2 separate regions of the Homo sapiens genome follow, and region 1 is linked to region 2. A link is an interaction called in ENCODE POLR2A ChIA-PET data of the cell type or tissue named here. Cell type or tissue: HepG2. All regions are shown on one strand. Each heading gives the region's core, and the rest is flanking DNA. Links, peaks and the distances in the headings are about the cores only.

Region 1 (10,301 bases), core at 1,587-9,586, 61 kb before region 2:
CCATGGTGAAACCTCATCTCTACTAAAAACACAAAAAATTAGCTGGGCATGGTGGTGGACGCCTGTAGTCTCAGCTACTCGGGAGGCTGAGGCAGGAGAATGGCGTGACCCCTGGGAGGCAGAGCTTGCAGTGAGCCGAGATCGTGCCACTGCACTCCAGCCTGGGCAACAGAGCAAGACTCCATCTCAAAAAAAAAAAGAAAGAAATTTTGAGTTCTAATATTACTCCTTCACTCCACTTCCATGTTTTTAATTAGGTTCTGGCCATTTTACCTAGAAACACCACTGCTCCTCACACTAGACACTTTTAACACTGGTAGTTTCATTGTCTTCCTCTAAGCTCTTTCTTCTGGCTGTCCAAATTTCTTCGGTACCATTATTCTCCTGGTGATACAAGTTCAAAAATCAGGAGGCTGGGTGGCTGAAAAACATGATCAAAGACCCTGATCATTCCTGTCTCTCTGTTCACTCATCTTCATCTTCAGGCCAGCTGCCCTCTTGGTTACAAAATGGCTGCCAGAGATCTAGGCATCACCCTAGATACTCCAATGTTCAGATGAAGCAGACAGTAGTTTCTCTTGTATGTGTAATATGAATAAAGAAATATTTCCCTAAAGTCCTTCAGCAGACGTCTCACATCTCATTGGCCAAAACATGCTCATTTTAAAAACAATCAGTCACTGGTAAGGAGTATAGGGTTGTCATGATTGGCTTAGATTAATCAAGATATGGCCCTGAGCCAGGGATAGTGTCATCTTCCCTGATGTGTAGATACCCAAATAAAACTGGAGTTCTTCTAACAAGAAAAAAGGGGAAAATCAAAAGAAGTAAGATATATGATTCTGGTTTCCTTCTACCATCTTAGTCCAAACCCCGGACTAGCGTCTCAAGGACAGCTGTGATAGTTTACCAACTGGTCTCCCCACATTTTTTCCATCACAATTTTGTTGGATTTATCTTCCAGAAACACTGCTTTTCCACTTAGCCCTTTTGTTTAAAAATGCCATTGGTTCTCTCTAACCTTCAGAAAAACATTCAAACATACCATAGAATGTTTAAACCATAGAATATAAGAGTTAGAAGGCCCAGCGAGCTTTGAATGTCAAAACTAGCACCAAGAGCTAGACTAGAAAACATGGACGTGTGGTCTTAGCTAAACACCTCTTTTGCTTAACCAAAGGAACAGTATACAGAAATCTCCCTAAAAGAACAATCTTCAAGCTAAGTTAAGTAACTTTCTAAGGAGGTGTATCAGTACAGATTCTTAAGAGAATCAATTTTGGCTTGTTCTCTCTGAAGGCTAGCCTTAAGTTTCATACAAATTCTTTTTTTTTTTTAGATGGAATCTCTCTCTGTCACCCAAGATGGAGTGCAGTGGTATGATCACGGCTCACTGCAACCTCCGCCTCCCAGGTTCAAGTGATTCTTCTTCCCCAGCTTCCCAAGTAGCTGGGACTACAGGCACGCACCACCATGCCTGGCTAATTTTTGTATGTTTAGTAGAGATGGGGTTTCACCATATTGGCCAGGCTGGTCTCGAACTCCGGACCTCGTGATCCGCCTGCCTCGGCCTCCCAAAGTTCTGAGATTACAGGCATGAGCCACCATGCCTGGGCCTACAATTTTTACGTGTGTGTGTGTGAGAGAGAAAGAGATAGAGAAAGACAGACAGAGAGAGAGAGAGAGACAGAGACAGAGAGAGAGAGACAGTGTCTTGCTCTGTCACCCAGGCTCAAGTGCAGTGGCATGATCATGGCTCACTGCTGCCTTGGCTTCCTCAGCTCAAGCAATCCTTCCACCTCAGCCTCCCCAGTAGCTGGGACTACAGGCCTGCGCCTACCATGCCCAGCTAATTTTTTTTTTTTTGTAGAGACGAGGTCTTACTATGTTGCCTAGGCCGGTCTTCTACTATGTTGCCTAGGCTTAAGCAATATTCTCACCTCAGCCTTCCAAAGTGCGCTGGGATTATAAACATGAGCCATCATATCCAGCCAAATTCTTTATTTTCACCTTCCATTGCAAAACAGCCTATCTTCTCCTTACCTGTCTTGACTCTTACCTTGGTACCTCCAAAATCTTGAGACCTCTGGGGAATAGGGGAGGGGGAAACAAAGGGACCATTTGAAGTATTGGCTCCTCCCATCCCTGGCCTCTCTGGTTATTGTCAAAGAATGCATAACTCTGGAGAGAGAGACCCATGACAGCAAAGTAAAGAACACTTCAAATGCTAAAAATGGAGTCTGCTTTTTGTTTTCACTTATTTTCAAAACAAAATTCTCAAAACCTAGGAGGGGCCATTAGCTGGAAAAAATGTCTCTGAGCAGCAGATGCAGTGCCAGATACTGATGCTGATTCAGGGCTGAGTGATGCATCCATACCAAGCACATACCAAATTTTCACATGCCTTTCCGAGTGTCATTCACCTTTTGTAGAATGCAGTGTGAATGATCCCTCTAAAATTGGGGGTAACATAAAAATAGTTTTAAATTTAAATGGAATGTTTTCTGAGGTTACTACATTCTCTACTACACAAGATAGAATTCATGGATTAAAAATTCACCTGATTTTTTTACATAACGTACACATCATTGAATAAAGTAATTAAAACCTACTTCTATGAAATTACGTCATTGAATATTTTTCCAGTGATAGTCAATTCTCAACTTATTTCTTCTTTTAACTGATTTTTAATTTTTATTTTTTTTAAAAAACAGAGACAGGGTCTCACTATATTGCCCAGACTGGCCTCAAACTCCTGGGCTCAAGTAATCATCCTACCTCAGCCTCCCAAAGTGCTGGGATTACAGGCGTGAGCCACTGTACCTGGCCTATTTCTTCTTTTAAAACATTTATTTTTACTCCTATTAACACAAAGTAACATTATATGCCAGCTGCCAGACTTCATTTTTAGCAATTCATACTTTTTCTTTTTCATTAAGTAGATAGGAAAAGTTAACAATAAAAGTTCTAAAAACAGCTGGATGTGGTAGCATGCGCCTGTAGTCCCAGCTCCTCAGAGGCTGAGGCGGGAGGATCGCTTGAGCCCAGGAGTCCAAGGCTGGAATGAGCTGTGATGGTATCACTGTACTCCAGTTTGGGTGACCAAGTGAGACCCTATTTCTTAAAAAAAAAAAAAAAAAGGAAAAAACTTCTTCCATTACCATCCATCCTCTTATATATCTTTTTATAGAAAGATTTTTTATATAAACATTTATAAAAATAAAAAGTAGGCATAAAATTAGTACTCTAAGTTGAGATACATGAACTAATTGAAAATAGTCCCATTCATCTTATTAAGAACTATATCTCTAATAAAATGTTTCTTTTTAAGTTATTTATATTAATTTAACATGTATGTGGGTCACTTTGATATTTTTACACCAATAATAATTGTAATAATAATAAGTTTTTGACTCTTTAGAGGCTTGGCCATGGTAGAAACTATTACCTGGCTCCCACAATTTGTTCCACCCTCCTTCGGGTACGTAGGTAGCCTACTTTTCCCCATCATCCTTGCTGTAACATGTAGTCATGTAATTGTTCTGGCAACAACTTGTGAGTGGAAATCATGTATGTCACTTCCAGGCCTGGTCCCATGAAATATCTTCTGTGCTTTTCTTTGCTTTTTCTCCTTCTACCAGCTACACGAATTGAGAATGAGGCTCTAGGAAAGCGGTTGGCGAACTTTGGTAAAAAGCCAGACAGTAACTATTTTGGGCTTTGCGGCCACATAAAGCCTCTGATGCACATTCTACTGGTTGTTTTTTTGTTTGTTTGTTTGTTTGTTTTTTGTTTTTTTGTAGCCTTTTAAAGATGTAAATCTATTCTTAGCTCCCAGAGCACACAAAAATAGGCCCACAAGCTAAACCCTTTTTCTAGGAGACAGGGAAGCCATAAGATGAAAGGAATTAGGTTCCCCTCATCACTATGTGGTGGGGAGCACTTTGCTTACCTGGGGACCTCACCCAGGACTATTCTGTGAGAAAGAAATAGGCTTTGATTGTGTTGAGCAGTTACATGCTGGACCTATTTGTTATTACAAATCAGCTTCATAATAACACAGGAAATAAAAAAATTACAAACATTTTTAATGCAGAGAAGTATAATATAAAAAATGAATAATAAGACCTTTAAGCATAATAATATAGTACATTAAGATAAATATGTAGAAGTAGAATAAAAATAGGAGCTTAGGGAAAAAACATCTGACTGTTAAAAAAGAGCTCATTTGTAGACTTTTAAAATGGATGTGGTGGGCATCAAATCGCTTGGATTTAGATTCAATTGGATATTTCAAAGCAAATTGCAATAGTTTATTTTAAAATATCTATATTAATAACATCATGAAAATTACAACCTTTGCAATTATTCAAACATACGATGTAATATTTTAGATGTCAACTGAAAATTTTGTGAAGGAGTACATGGTTTTAAAACATTCTGTTAGGGGATATGCCAGCAGAAACTTTTGAAGAGGCTTCAAAGAACCCTTATAGACTCAGAACCAAACCTCTTTTGAAAGCTTCGTAGATTCCCTGGGCTGAATGTACAAGCAGGGGTTTTTCTGGTTTGCCTCTGCTCTTTTCGAAATCCTGTGTCTAGGTCACCTTAGACAGTGTTCATACACAGGAATGTCCTTGCTTGTCAGGAGTCCTGCCAGCGGTGTTGAGAGGCCAGGTGTAGACCCGTTTCTTCTGACCTTAGATTCCCCAGTGGATCATGAGGATGAAGCTGTTTTCTTTCTTCCTTTCAAAAGTGTTCCCTTCTTGGTGGTTCTGAGGATTCATGAGTTAAATATTTGTTAAGTTTTTGCAATATTTGGCTGAAAGTACGAAGTCTTATTTATTATTGCTGGATGGATGAAAGGTATTATACAAGTGCAAAGTATCATTTCTTCCCAGGACAGACGGCGTTGTCATGCTTAATCCCCAGGCAGCTCATGACCCCATTCTCTTGCACGGCCTCCTCATTTACATAACCAGCCACAAACTGAGTTGAAAGGACTCCTGCAAGAGGATTTGCACTTTCTCCTTTTCTTCAGAATGTGTATCTGCCTAAGCAGTGTGATAACTTTTTTCCCAGACTGGATCGATATTCCTTAGCTGGTCCTGTTGCAGCAGGAGTCCGGTGACTGGAGAGAGGAAGCTCTTGGGCAGTGAGTAAAAAAAGAGAATTGACTTCTTTTTTTTATCTGTTTCTGTCTACTCATCAGGCCCTGGACAAGTCACTTCACCTCTTGCCTCATTTTCTTTTCTTTTCTTTTCTTTTTTTTTTTTTTTGAGACGGAGTCTCGCTCTGTCGCCCAGGCTGGAGTGCGGTGGCATGATCTCGGCTCACTGCAAGCTCCGCCTCCCGGGTTCACGCCATTCTCCTGCCTCATCCTCCCGAGTAGCTGGGACTACAGGGGTCCGCCACCAGGTTGGACATCAGCACCTGTAGAGGGGATAGCACTGGATATGGAAAACTTAGAGTAGATAGTGAAGGAGGAAGAGGATAAATAGCAGTTATGGCCTCAAGACCAACTACAGCGGTAGGGGCTGTGGTTTGTCTCATTAATCGCCCTCTTCTAAGATTCCCCTGAGGAGGAAAGGCCCACAGCAACCTTGGATGAACTGCGCCCTGAAAAATGGAGAAGTCAGCCTGTGTGATGCAGTCTGTACGCACTGTGATAAAAACCATGTGGGTAAATGCTTAGGACTTTCTTCAATAGAGTCACTGTGAGGACAGCAGTGAGCTGACATCTTCACCAGCCACACCTGTAAAATTGCTTGCACTGTTCACACTGAAGGCCGTGGTTTCTTGTCTACCAAGGGTTGAGCCCAGCTGGGTGCTAGAGCTGAGCCATTGCTGCCCATCGCGGGACGCCCCTAAGGGTCAGCTGTTGCCTTGGAAGCACTGGCCTGGTCGGGGCTGAGACTTTTCCTGGCCAGCCCTCCTTCCTACCCTCCTCCTTCACTATTGACAGACGTGCATTGCAATCTGAATACTCTCCTAGCTTACTCACCTTCTTTCTCCTCTTTAACTTTTGCAGGCATTTTCCCCAATACATCTCTGCTCATCTGACTCTTATCTTGGCATCTGCTTCCTGGTGGATCTGAACTGACCCATAAGCCACGCTTACTAGTGATTTTCCAGGTAATCATCTATTTTTATTCATTTTTTTTTCTTGATTGGTAGTTTGAACATGATATTAAACACATTTACTGTATAAATATAGATATCATTGTTGGCCAGTTTGCTGTAATTGAACTCTCCAGAGGGGTTTCAGGATGGTTTTGCTTTTTCTAGAAATTGTAGCAGGGAAGCAGAGGTCTACCTTTGTCTGTTTTCAGAAGGGCAAGTTTACCTTCAGAGTTTCCCTGGATTACTTTTAATGTTTCCTTTCCTTTTCCCTCCCACTGGACTCTAGTACTGGGGACCTTGTTTGTCTTCTTTAAACGATAGAAGTGCAAGTTCAAGTGAAATGACATTTCTAGAAGAATGGAAATTCCTTATTTAAGTGAAGCCCTTTTGAGTTCAGATGGGTATGTGATAACAGAAAGAGAAGAGCACTCTTGTTCCCAGACTAGCTACCCACTGCTGCCCAGGCTGCAGAGTAATGGGACTGGTGCAGGAACTCATTTGGGATTTTCCTTGGTAAGATTATGTGGTCACAAAGGAGGTTCCCTTGTAAGATGTGGGGTTCTTGTATATGTGGGGGTATATTGTATATGTGTATTGTTCTTGTATATGTGGGGGTTCTTGTATATGTGTATAACCTTGTATATGTGGGGTTCTTATTTCTTGTTCCACAAAAACAAAACCCCTGGCAGTGGTGAAATAGAAAAGACTGACTAAAGGTAAAAACTTGGACTCTGTACAAAGGCCTTTGGTGATTTTGGGTAAAAAAGGCCAAGTCTCTCCCACGCCAATGGCTTGTGTTGGAGGCTGTAAAGTTACTCATTTAGCAAAGCTGACCAGAAAGTCAAAGGGAGGATTCATTAGCAAGGTTGAAATTTACCACTAGATTATGCTTGTCTTTCCAGCCAAACAGAATGAGACTTCATGGCAGTCTTTTTGTGGGGTGTTCAAACACTAATGAAAAAAAATTTGAAACCAAGGTGACTTTTTGGTGAGTGGAGTGTCTGAGGGAGCTTATGTGGAGAAATCAATGTAACTATTGCCTCAGTGTTGTCAGAGAATTTATTAAAAGGGATCCCCCGTTCCCCATTGGTAACTACTTATTTTTTTCTAAGAATGGGATCCAACACTTCAAATTTTAGACCTTGAGTTGTGATGTGAAGCAATGAAGACTCAGTTTTTTGTTGTTTTTTTTGAGACACAATCTTGCTCTGTTGCCCTGCCTGGAGTGCAGTGGCGCCATCTCGGCTTACTGCAACCACTGCCTCCCAGGCCCAAGTGATTCTCCTGCCTCAACCTCCTAAGCAGCTGGGATTACAGGCGCCCGCCACCATGCCCGGCTAATTTTTTGTATTTTTAGTAGAGACGGGGTTTCACCATGTCGGCCAGGCTGGTCTCAAACTCCTGACCTCAGGTGATCTGCCCGCCTTAGCCTCCCAAAGTGCTCAGATTACACGCCTGGCCAAGAGTCAGCTCTTGACAGCCCCAAAAATCTATCCTTAGGGCAGATAGAAGAGAGAGATTTTTCACATGATAATGTATTTAAATCAGGATTAGACAAAGAACTTCATCCTTCCTTGCTGAAAGATACAAGTTGTCATATTTAATTGGAAAAAGGCAGTCTTTTACACTTATGAGAGAAGTGGATACCTAAAAATCTAGAGGCTTCTTTCCCTAAAAGCCATTAACCAGTATTATTTTTATAGATTTAATGCCAACTAACCAGACTCTGAATTATTATCATCTCTAGTGTTGAACTCCAGGCTGTACAATCTATACGAGGGATAAGCCTTGACTGACACTTTCACAGACAGCAGTTACAGAATTTTTTAGGAAGGTGACAGGTAGATCTCAAGGGTCTTCTCATTCACTTTTTCTTTGGTATCTTATCAAGATGTTTTAATTCTCTTTTCAAATATCTTCAGATTCTTTTCCCTCTGGTGAAACAGATGGCAGGTAGGAGGAAATATACAGAATGAACTGTGAAATTTCTCTTGTCTAAAATCATTCACAAAAAATGGGAGATGATGACTCAGTAGAACTACAACGTGCAGCCACTGGGTTAGTGCCCATGTAGTCCTAACATTGTTTGGCTGTTAAGAGCTTCATGTGATACCTCCAAGTCTAGAAGGACTCAACCAGAGTATCAGGACAGATTGAGACTTGGGGCTTCCACGAATTTGGAGCATAGTGGGATGCTGGGTTGCCTAGACATCATTAGTAAGATTTTTTTCATAATTTTTTTTTTTTTTTTTGAGATGGAGTCTTGCTCTGTCGCCCAGGCTGGAATGCAGTGGCACGATCTGAGCTCACTGCAAGCTCCACCTCCTGGGTTCACGCCATTCTCCTGCCTCAGCCTCCCAAGTAGCTGGGACTACAGGTGCCCACCACCACGTCCTGCTAATTTTTTGTATTTTTTAGTAGAGACGGGATTTCACCATGTTAGCCAGGATGATCTCAATCTCCTGACCTCATGATCCACCCCCCCTCAGCCTCCCAAAGTGCTGGGATTACAGGCGTGAGCCACTGCGCCCGGCCCCATTAGTAAGATTTGTTTTTTCCTATAACAAAATGCATCAAGTTCCAACTAAACAATTTACAAAATAATTTTAGGAATACAACTCTTAAAAAGTAGAGACCCAATGTTTCATATTAATTAGAAATAATGATTCACATCACAGAAGGATTCTTTAATACACACAAGCGCTCCAATAATCAGGGTTTGATTGAATTTTCAGTACCTCCAACACATTTAAGTTTTTATTTATTTAATGAGAGGGAGGAGACAACTAAGCTTCGATATACATTTTAGGAGCCTCTGTACATCGTATGGCCATTAGATGACAAAACATTTGTGAAATGATACTGTAAGTCAGTGGAGGAAAAATGCCTTTAAAAACAGCCTCTCTTTCCCTCTCTTTAAAGGAAAAGACAAAATAGTGTATGCTCACAGAGGAGGAAGTAATTAAGAGTCTGATTCTGTTAGGAAACTACAGAAGAAATATAATTTGAAAGCCGGAGAGATACTGGAGGGGTTGAGTCCTGGTGCTCTTGTTATAAATCAATGGCCTTTGGCAAGACATAAACTTTTCTAAACCTTGGTTTTCTTATCTGTAAAATAGTTCTAGTAAGGTGTATCTGCCCATTCTCACAGGGTTACTATGAGATTCGTGTGTGACTGTACATGTGAAGTTGTTTTGTAGTCTGTAAAATATTATATAAATATGATTTATTATTATTGCCATAGTTGAAATACTAACAGCTTTTAATGATCATAACTAGATTGAGATGTCTTCAATCATATGGTCAAATTAGGATGTATTGTGTGGCAGATGCTGTATGAGAATTAATCTACTCTCTTATCTAAGATTATCTAGAAATATATATTTTTAAAGAAAATTTAGCCATTTTTAAGCATGTGTGAATTGAACTGGTGCCCACAGGCACTGGCTTTCTTATACTCAGGTCCTCTCTCCACCTTGTTTTGGTTTGGAGGGCTCTCTTCTCCTTGGCTCCAAACCACAAATTAACTTTTTTGACCAGGCATGAAAAGTGTCCTAACTTGTGTCTGGACAATGCTGAGACAGAGAGATAATAGTAGAGCCCATATATACTTGACTCTTGTCACCAAGAAAAATAAGACAAGGAAGAGCAGTGGCTTGAACAGCTAGTGTAACCAGATCTGTGACTTATTTGGGTAAAGGGAGGAGTTGAGTGAAATTGTCAAACAATAAATGTTTTAATCAGGTGGCAAACTCTTCCAAGCTCAGCTTGAAAGATCACTTCTGCCCTTGAACACAATGGATATTAAAAAAATATGTACCGTATTTGTTGAATGGATGGATAATATTGAGCACCTTGAAATTCCCCCCACCCCAAACACTGCTAATTAGTTCTCTCATCACACCCAAAATAATACTAATAATATGGTTTGTACTTCTGAGAGTGATGATTCAGTGTTATCATGTTACACATATATACAGATATAAGCACACAAAGAGAAATATTTATCTTTTTATTTCTACATAGTTTTTAATATAATTTTAGCATCTTTTTATTCATTTTTCCATGTTTTTGAACAAAGTTATAATGATAGTATTCACAGATCTTTGTTTCGTAATTTTTCTCATTAAAATTATAAAAATTCTTAAAAACATTTTTCAGGTTGTCACATTGTCTTC
Region 2 (10,301 bases), core at 861-8,860:
GAGTCCAAGATTTCGAGACCAGCCTGGGCAACAGTGAGACCTCATTTCTACAAAAAATTAAAAAATTAGCTGGGTATGGTGGTATGTGCCTGTAGTTTCAACTATTTGGGAGGCTGAGGTGGGAGGATCACTTGAACTCAGGGAGGGTCGAGGCTGCAGTGAGCCAAGATTGTGCCAGTGCACTCCACCCTGGGCAACAGAGTGAGACCCTGCCAAAAATAAAAATAAAAAAGTAACAAAAGAATATAAGTTAGTAAATCAAAGAAGAGATGCCGGGAGTGGAGATTGGCTGTATTGAGATGAGTATGTCAGGGGCAGATAGATAATGTTTCTGAACCAGCAAGCTTTTACCCTTCATCTTGCTGCTTGTCTTTAACCCTTTCCTTGGTCCCTGGGTCTTGCCTCTGCATTCTCATTACTGATGGTAGGGAGTGGTACTCATCTTCATGACATAATCTCATTAGGCCAAGAGAGAGGATAATTGGCCATAGTTCCTAGGCCAGTCCCCTAAGCTGTGTTAGGCTTTCATATATGATTCTGTCTGGTCCTGTGCCTTTACATTTCCTGGTCTTGCCTTCTGAGACTGCCCAGGTTTTAAGAGGTGGGTGTTGGGAAAGGCTAGGAGATGGTGGATGCTGGAAGACAAAACACTAGCAGAGTGTAGTCTCTCCCCTTATGATCCTGAAAGTATAAAAAGCCATCTCTGCTCTGCTGCCAGCCTACCCACCTGCACTTTGGAAGAAGAGCTGTTGGATATTTCAGAATGGTTTTCAGACTGGCATTGGAACCGTGTTCTAAAGTTAACGATGATGGAAATAATTTAGTTGTAGAGGACTCTAGACAGGCTTGTGTAAAGCAAGCAGGTAAAGGAATAAAACATTAAAAATTGTGTAGGAAGAGATGTTTTGAGGTATCAGTGTAGGTGGATTGTGAGTGGAGTGACATGGGGAGGGAGTTAAGAGGAGACGATGTTCATGGTTAAAGAAACCATTTATACAGACGTGACGAGTGCAGGAATTCTGATCTCTCATATGACAAATGCTGAGAATAACTCCTATTTTCCATGCTAATTGCTAATTTACTCATCACATTGAATATCCTGCTGGTGGAAAAATTCAGTGTTGCAGCCTCATATCCTCCTGCATAGGAAGTACTCAGTGACCCAAGATGTTAGAGTCTCTTTTATGGCACTTCCCTGAAAAGAAAATATTATTACTTAATTGGCAGGCAACAGGGGCTTTTAAGGGACTCATCCGAACACCACCTGTTTACTTACAAGTACAAAGGACAGGAAAATTAATTACAAATGATACCTTTCTCTTAAGGGTTCTAGGTTTCCAGTGCAAAATAATGATGATCCAACTGCCAAAGTATATACTGGTAGGTGGAGTTTTTTTTTTTTTCTTTTCCCCTCCTATAATGGATTAAGTTAATCTGTGAGAACGTTTACCCAATGCCCATTGTAACAAAATTATGTGAATTGACCAGATTTCATTAAGTATAAAATGAATGTACCTCGAACTTGGTCTTTGATGTGGATTTTGAGCTACTATCAGGCCACAGTTCAGGTATAGCAAGGATATGCCCCAAAAAAGCATTCCTGTTTGATTATTTGGTGTTTGATTATCAGAATTTCTGGTCTAGAATACAGTCCAGGTGGTAACCTTTCCAATATGAGTGTCTTCCTAAGGTGGGTCATGAGATGGGTTGGAGAATCCAGGGTTCTAAGCCAGTCTCTTGCCCCTGACGCCATATGGGACATGAGGTGAGTTGCCCAGTTTTTATCATTTGTCAAGTAGGAATAGTAATGTCTGATGTGATTGAGGATTAAATGTAAGTCTAGGCAATAATGTAAATAGAAGTGTTTTTGAAATTAAACTGACATGCAAACTTTTGATTGATCACAGTAATCAATCAGTGAACAAACATATTTGTGAGCTATGGAATTAGCCATAAATGTGAAGGAAGCTAGAGAAAAGGGGAATGACATTTCCAGTAAGCTAGCAAACACTCTGGAGCTATGTTATTAACTGTTAAACCATGTAGTCTGGGTAGGTATCATTAGCCACTTTGCCACAACTCCCCACCTCATATCCTGTACCCCATTCAAATTCAGTCCTTTCATTGCTCAGACTCATCTCGCCTTGGCCATTCTGCCCCTCACAATATGATTTTCCCATTTCTGCCTTTTGAAACGTTGAGTAATCAAAACTTAGATCAAATGTCAGTTCTTTCATATAGTCTTCTCTGATTACTCCAGTTGGATTGATCCCTCTCTGGCCTATGTCAGGGATAGGCAAACTTTCTGAAAGAGTCCAGATTGTTTTTTGGCTTTGCCAGACACATGGTCTCTGTTGCTTCCACTCAACTGTGCCATTGTAATGTGAAAGCATCTGTAGACAATACATAGATAAGTGAGTGTGGCCATATTCCAATAAAACTTTATTCACAGAAACAAGCTGCCAGCTAGACTTGGCCTGCAGGCTGTAGTTAGCTGACCCCTGGCATGGGTCATTGTCTTGCTACGCAGCTTTCTTGGTTCTGCGTACATTTTGCCTTAACCTGCATGTTAGTGGCCTTCTTTTTAAAAAAAAAGTTTTTAAAAACTTTTACTATTATTCTTATTTTTAAAGATGAGGTCTTGCTGTCACCCAGGCTGGAGCAGTGGTGCAATCATAGCTTACTGCAGCCTTGAATTCCTGGGGTCAATCTATCTTCCCACCTCAGCCTCCTGAGTAGCTGGGATCACAGGCATATGAACCACCATGCCCAGCTAATTTAAAAAAAATTTTTTTTTTTTGTACAGATGGGGTCTTGGTTCACTGCCCAAGCTGGTCTCAAACTCCTGACTTCAAGCGATCCTCCCACCTTGGCCTCCCAAAGTGTTGGGATTACAGGTGTGAGCCACTGTGCCTGGACAGTAAGGCTTCTTATGAACAGCAGTGTCCAGGCTGTTTTCTTCTTTTGAGTCCCCCGGATGTTGTATAAATAGGAGAGTGTTCAGTTGATGTTTGACAAATGAGTGAACAGTGAATGAATGGTGGCTGCTTTCAGAAGTTGGCAACCCTGCTGTCCTTCTGGATGGCTGAGCTCTTCCAGCCTTCTGGCGTCCTGCCTCCTTTCCCTGGCCTGCCCTGCTAGAAAGAGAGGAGAGAAGGCATCTTTTCTCTGTCTTCCTCAGCCACCCTTCCACTTCTTTGAGCAACTACTATTTACAACTCAAAGAATTCTTTATTTATACTGTGTGAGAGACTGTTTACCCGTGTTGAACTAACATTAGGTTTCTTTAAATCTGCTATTAAAACGAAGAGTGGCCATTTGTAACTTTAGGAGCATAAGAGCTGGGTTCATGATGTAAGTGAACAGAGACACCCTTAAAGTTATTTCCCAAGGCCCTGGGAATGCGATTTTCTTAGTTTATTTGTTACAAGGGAGTGTTTTGTACATTGGTAGAGGAAAATACTATGAAACAAAATCAAACAAAAACATCATTACATTTTAAAATCATTTTGCAACACTGAGCAGGTATGAATTTGGTACTTTGCTTGTAATTGGAAAACTGGAAAGTTGAAAATTTAAGTATGGATATTATGATTTTCAATTTTTAGAAGATGTATAGTATATAATGGCAGTTTGCATTTGATGTTAGAAAGAATAGCATCTCAAGGGAAAACAAAAATGCTTTCCGTTCCAGAAAATGTTAAACATTCCTTTTTTTCTTAGGATAAACTCACTACTAGCTACTTTTCTTCTGCCTGAGCCCTTCATTGTAAAAGTGAATTAATGTTGTCCTCTGAATTCTGTTGGGGAAAATGACACAGAACCCCTGTGAATGAAGAATTGCTTTTAATTTCACTGGACGTGAGGCAGAGGAGGACCTTGGAAAAGGAAGGTTATTATTTCCTCTGTGGAAACGTTTATCTTCGTTTTCTGGGTGACTGGTAAAAACAATAGTTTGCTGTGGAGTTTCAGTAATCAAAGAAGAGGAAATAGCATGTGAGTGACTGCAAGTTGGTGGGGACAACCCTGGCTCTTTTGAAGGTGAAACTTACTAAAGCCACATTAGCTATCTCCTAGTGCAAAGGTCGAGAAACATTTTCTGTAAAGGGCTAGAGGTAAATAGTTTAGACTTCATGGGCCATAAAGTCCCTGTTGTAAATTTTCAGCTCTGCTGTTGTGGTATGAGAGCAGCCATAGACAGTTTTAGAAACAAATGAGAGTAGCTGTGTTCCAATACAACTGTATTTATGGACACAAAAATTTGAATTTTCATATGTCACAAAATAGTATTATTTTAATTTGTTACAATTATTTAAAAATGTAAAAACCATTCTTAGATTCCCTGTTGTACAAAAACAGGTAGTGGGTAGGATTTGGGTGCAGGGCATAGTTTGCTGACCCTATCCTGGTGAACTAGCGCAATAATTTCTTAGGTGGGGAGGTGTAGTGGATAACACATTACACATTCTGTACCTTTTAGTAGGTAATCCGATTATGATTAGCTAACCCAAACTTGTGAAGAAAATTTCCTGGTGGAGTTGGATGGCTTTGAGGAGTCCAGTGTTCTTGTCCCTGCCCTGTTAGTGTAAAGCTGAATGGCACTTTGGACCTTGGCTGCCCATCTGGTACATGATGAAGTTGGACTAGATGACTTCTAGGGCTTCGTGTAGAGCTTAACATTTTATTTTAATTAATTAATTAGGTTTTTTTTGAGACAAGGTCTCACTTTGCTACCCAGGCAGGAGGGCAATGGTGTGATCAGGGCTCACTGCTACCTCTACCTCCAAGGCTCCAGCAATCTTCCCACCTCAGCCTCCTGAGTGGCTGGGACTACAGGCACATGCCACCACAGCTCACTAATTTTTGTATTATTTCTATTTTTTTTCTTTTGTAAAGACAGGGTTTTGCCATGTTGCCCAGGCTGGTCTCAAACTCCTGGGCTCAAGCAGTCCTCCTGCTTTGGCCTCCCAAAGTGCTGAGATTATAGCGCGTGAGCCACTTGACTGATCTTAACGTTTTAGACCCTTTATCACTTGTGTTTTGGTTCTTCTTCTGATAATTATTGCAATTTACCTTTTAAAAAATTATTTAGGCCTGGCGTGGTGACTCACACCTGTAATCCTAGCACTTTGGGAGGCCAAGGCAGGCGGACCACTTGAGGTCAGGAGTTCGAAACCAGCCTGGCCAGTATGGTGAAACCCCCATCTCTACTAAAAATACAAAAAAATTAGCCAGGCGTGGTGGCACATGCCTGTAGTCCTAGCTACTTGGGAGGCTGAGGCAGGAAAATGGCTTGAACCCAGGAGATGGAGGTTGCAGTGAGCCAAGATCATGCCACTGCACTCCATCCTGGGTGACAGAGCAAGACTCCATCTCAAAAAAAAAAAAAAATTTAGATATTTGTTGAGAAACTAATATGTGCTAACTGTGCAGGCTCTGGTGATGGTGGTTGTGTGTGTGTGCACATTTGTGTGTGTGCATGTGTGTGAAACAGATGGTAGGGTAGTTACAATACAAAAATGTACATATTAGTATTCTAAATAAATTTTTTTTCTATTTTGTGCAGTCTTTCTTGAAGTTATAAAAACAATATAATGGGCAATTAGGCATTTACACTATTTTTATTAAAAATAATAAATGTATATGAATAATTATACTCAGAATTCAACAATATCAGATATTGATTTTTGCAGTTACTTTAGTTATTCATTTATTTATTCATTCATGTAACAAATAGTTCTTGAGTACCTACCATGTACTTCAAGGCACTGGCTTAGGCCTTGAAGACTAAACTATTTGCCCTCACGAAACTTGCATTCTAATGGAATCTCCTGTTGAAGATGCTAGGTAGATGGTTTTATTCGTACTTTTCAGAGGAGGTGTACTTATTCATTACTTATTTTTCTTTTTTTGTTTCAGTTATCTCTTGGGAAATCTCTGAGTAATGTTTTTGAATTACCAGAGGAAATTTTACAGTCACACAGGTCTTTGTTGACTTTTGCAGTCGCCTAAAGTTGTTAATCATTGAAGAGAACTCTGATTCCTCACTGACAAAGAATGAATTCTATCGTTTTAGTTATATTAGTTAATTTGGAAAGTACTTCAATCAATTTAAAACTTTAGGGAAGATCAATTCAGTAAGTTCTTTAGAAAATCACTACGTCAAGGCTGGGTGCAGTGGCTCACACCTGTAATCCCAGCACTTTGGGAGGCCGAGGCGGGCGGATCACGAGGTGAGGAGATCGAGACCATCCTGGCTAACATGGTGAAACCCTGTCTCTACTAAAAATACAAAAATTTACCCGGGCATTGCGGCGTGTGCCTGTAGTCCCAGCTACTCAGGAGGCTGAGGCAGGAGAATGGCGTGAATCCAGGAGGTGGAGGTTGCAGTGAGCCAATATCACGCTACTGCACTCCAACCTGGGCAACAGAGTGAAACTCTGTCTCAAAAAAAGAAAAGAACTATGTCAAATTCTCAAAGGTCACTGAAGTTAACCCGTGTTATCAGTCTTCTAAGCAGCATTAGTGGATTTATATTTATGTTACACATTTCTCCTCATAAAAAAAGATTTCACATGCATTTATTCAATGAATACTAAAAAAGATGAATATTTCAAAAAGTAAAAGCAACTGAAAATAGTAATATCTGTTAAAACTGCGTCATGGCTTTGCCTTGATATCATGAGTTTTGTCTGCTTTTATGAGGGTGGCATTTTTGGGCTTTACAAATAAAAAAATACCATTGTAATAGTAGTATTATAACCGTAACCAATAGTCCAACAATAGCGAAAGCATTCACTGTGTATCACTCCCCTCCAGGCCACCCCGGCTTTGCTCTGCTTCTAGTCAGAGTGGATGCCTCGCAGTTCTTTTTGAATAAAGTTAAATCTGACTTCAGGTCTTTCACACACACATTTGCCGCCCTTTGGAATCTCTTCCTTCTCTGCCTTTATCATCTAGTTAATTCCTGGTAAGTCTCAACTTGAAAGGTCTTCTCTTTATGGAAGCTTTCCCTGAGTTTTATGTGGACTGAAGTTTCCCCTGTTAGCATCCTTACTTCTTCTGAGCAACTGTAATTGTTTATGTCATTATCTGACAAGAAGCTGGATGAAGGCGGAGTGTGTATTGCCCATCACTCTATTCTCAGCACTTGGTTTGAATGAGCCTATAAGTGGTATTTTACCCACCCCTCACAAAAGAAGCTATATCAATATAAGCTATTATTCGTGTAATTTAGTGAGAAATACTGATGTTTCCTCACCCCATAGTTTTGTGTATCTTTTGTAGACCTCAGTGTTTCATGACCTATATATTATAATGTTTACTGACTAGATTTGGTCAGTTACTATTTGAGGAAATGCTGGGATTTCTTAGAAATTTTAATGATAAAAGAATGCATAGGGCCAGAATGTTTGAAACCAAGACTGCCTTAGAGAAACCCAGGGCATATAGCAGACACATTTTTGACCTGAAACGCTTAAAGCGGAATGGGACAGGAAAATACATATGCATGAAATAATTAGTATGTTTCTCAGTCTGTCCAGGCTACTATAACAAAAATACCATAAACTAGGTGGCTCAGGAAACAACAAACATTTATTTCTCACAGTTCTGGTAGCTAGGAAGTACAAGATCAAGACACCAGCAGATGTGGTGTCTTATGAGGGCCTATTCCTCATAGATCATGCCTTCTACCCGAGTCATCATATGGTAGAAGGGATAAACAAGCTCTCTCTGGCCTCTTTCATGAGGGCCTTAATCCCATTCCATGTGGGCTCTGCCCCCATGATCTAACTACCTTCCAAAGGCCCCATGTTGGGAGGTTATATTTCAACATATGAATTTGGTGGGGACACAGACATTCACACCATAGCAGTATGCCACCTGTGACAGTACCTGTTTGTCTTTATAGCTGTGTTCTCTTGTTTCTCCAGTATCTCAGTGGTATTGGACAGGATATTAGATTCAGGAGAGGACTTCAGAATGTTAACTAGTGGTAAGAAAGCAGCTTCATGGGGTGGCTGGGGCTTGAGGGAGTCTGTAACTCGGGACCACATTTTAGTAACTAGAGAAAATGTTTCAGCAACTGTATGGTGATAAGTCCCTAGTCTAAATCTCTAGCACAAATCTTTCTTTTGAGTGCTGGATACCCTATTCTTTTGCCCATTAAACACGTCTACTTGCATGCGCCACAGTCACCTCAAAGGCAACATGTCCAAAGCAAATTCATTATCTCACTCTCGAACTTGCTCCTTCTCCGTTGTTATGGAACTCAGTAACCACATTGCTCAAATTACTGCCTCACCCATTATTTCTTCCTCACCTATCACATCCAGTCCTCCAAGTTCTCTCAGTCCCGCCTCATACATTTCCTCCATAACCTGCTCCCTTGTCTATGTTTTCTAGTGTAGGTCACTACACTAGAAAGGTCATCCTTTGCTTGTGCTCCTGCAATAGTCTTCTAACTGGTCTCCTACCTGGTAGCTGGTCTTACTCTCCTCTGATCCACTCTCATGCTGTGGCCAAAGTGATTTTCTAAAAAGACAGATGTCTTAATTATGCATGTGCTTTGAAGCTCCTCGTTTGGCATTTAGGATAAAGTTCAAATGCCTTAGCTTATGAGAGGCCCTGTGACCAGGTCTCCACTCTCCAACCATATTGATGATCTTACAGTTTCTCCTGTGTATTGTGCTGTCTCCGGCCTCTGGACCTTTAGTGCTGCTCCTTCTGTCTAAATTACTTGTTTTCTCAATTAGTGACCCTTCCCTCCTTCAGTGCACAGGCTTGGAAGCCTATCCATGAATCTCACTACCCTGAAATCCAAGGGATAAGGTGACCATGAACCTCAGCACCTCAAGCCTTCCATTGACATTTCCCTCCTTTGCTCCATGGGTAAGAATGCAGAACGTATGGCTTCAGCTTCTGTGTGGGCCTTTCTCTATGCCTGGTTTTTCCTGGCACCTGTCCTCCCACCTGCCTTCTGGCCTGCCAGTGTGTCTGATCTGAGCAGACTGGGAGGGTGTGAAGAAGGGCCAGTACCGCTTCAGCAGGAAGGGCAGCACACGGAAGGCCAGCAGCCTTGGGCTGGCCTGCATCTGCCCCTCACATACCCTACAGAGAAACACTGAGCAGCTGGTCAGCATGTGGGCTGGGAGGAATGGGGCTGGGCTAGGGGACTAGGGATTAAGGCAGCCCTTGTAGCAGCAACTGTGACACAAGGAGCACCTGGCCCTCCTGGAAGTCCCAGGGCTCTTTCTTTGACCTCCTTCCTTCACTTCCTGCATTTTCTAAATTGTAGCTAAAATTTGAGATAGAACCCTAAGAGTAAAACCTGGCCCTGCTAGCATTGATTTCCTGAGATTAACTTCTCTTTTAGCTAAGGAGCATCTCTGGATGATGAGTAGAGATGGAAGCCAAGTCATGTGCCCTTAAAGTCCTGTGCAAGCTCCTTCCCGGGATGTGGTGGGGTGTGCATGCAGTGAGCTGTGAGGGGGTGGCCCTGTCACAGGGAATGAGGCCTCAGCCATTGTCTGGCAGTGTTGGCAGTGTGATTTTAAGCCAGTTATTTAACTTCTAGGTCTCAGGTCCTTAGCCTATAAAGTTGGGATAATACTTATCTTACAGGGTTGGAGCATGAAATAAATATTAAGAGAATCAAAAGCAAAAATGCTTTGCATATTATGTAATATGAAACTATTTTTCATGTACTACTACTTATAGTATTACTACTATTTATGGAGTTTAAAAAGTTTCTGTGTTTTGAATATATTTAATGAACTCAGTCTTTCTAATTATCTGTATGTATCATGAATACAACATAAAATCTATGACCGTGGCAAAATACTATCACTGACCTTAGATGTGGCCAATGTGTTCTTGACTGAGATCTGTACAGCTTCACATGCTTTTTTTTTTTTTTTTTTTTGGTATGCCGCTTATGTAGCACCAGTAGAGGATTTTTTTTTCATTGACATTATCTTATATTCCCCTCATTATTAGGAGAAAATGTCAGTTGATTTTCTGCGTTACTAAGGACATGAACAAAGAAAACTGTGTAACACAAAACTTTCTGTGTGGAATAGAGAAATTTAATCACTGTCATGATTTCATCAGTGGGGCAGTTCACAGCTTTAGGGCATGCCAATGAGCTGTATCACTTCAGAGTTAACCAAAGAAAGAAATGTAATGGGGGATGGAGAATGTAATTAGAGTGGAGTACAAGGGGGGGGTGGGGAACCTTTGTAACTAAATTATTAGCATTATCATGAAGAAACTGTCTTTTGAATTGTTTTTAAGCTAAA

Evidence for each region. ChIA-PET counts read pairs that join two places held together with the same protein. Peaks named below come from ENCODE experiments on the same cell type or tissue, not always from the same donor. Only the 100,000 strongest peaks of a DNase experiment are listed, where the experiment ranks them.
Region 1: POLR2A ChIA-PET joins it to region 2 with 10 read pairs; 5 of 35 experiments call an interaction of 5 or more read pairs at or near these places.

Annotation. Positions count from the first base shown.
Region 1 is chr3:149,665,622-149,675,922 of GRCh38, reverse strand. It overlaps a transcript of WWTR1 not described here. Among named protein-coding and RNA genes, the nearest start is that of WWTR1-AS1, 13 kb to the right of the region's middle. RefSeq lists an enhancer at 4,732-5,272. In HepG2, for the core only: no CTCF peak of the experiment used is centred there; a DNase peak (open chromatin) is centred at 4,942; H3K4me3 peaks cover 1,978 bases.
Region 2 is chr3:149,603,479-149,613,779 of GRCh38, reverse strand. All of the region lies in intron 2 of WWTR1 (WW domain containing transcription regulator 1), which reads left to right. Among named protein-coding and RNA genes, the nearest start is that of WWTR1-IT1, 43 kb to the left of the region's middle. RefSeq lists an enhancer at 8,468-9,158. In HepG2, for the core only: no CTCF peak of the experiment used is centred there; DNase peaks (open chromatin) are centred at 3,026, 4,039 and 5,989; H3K4me3 peaks cover 580 bases.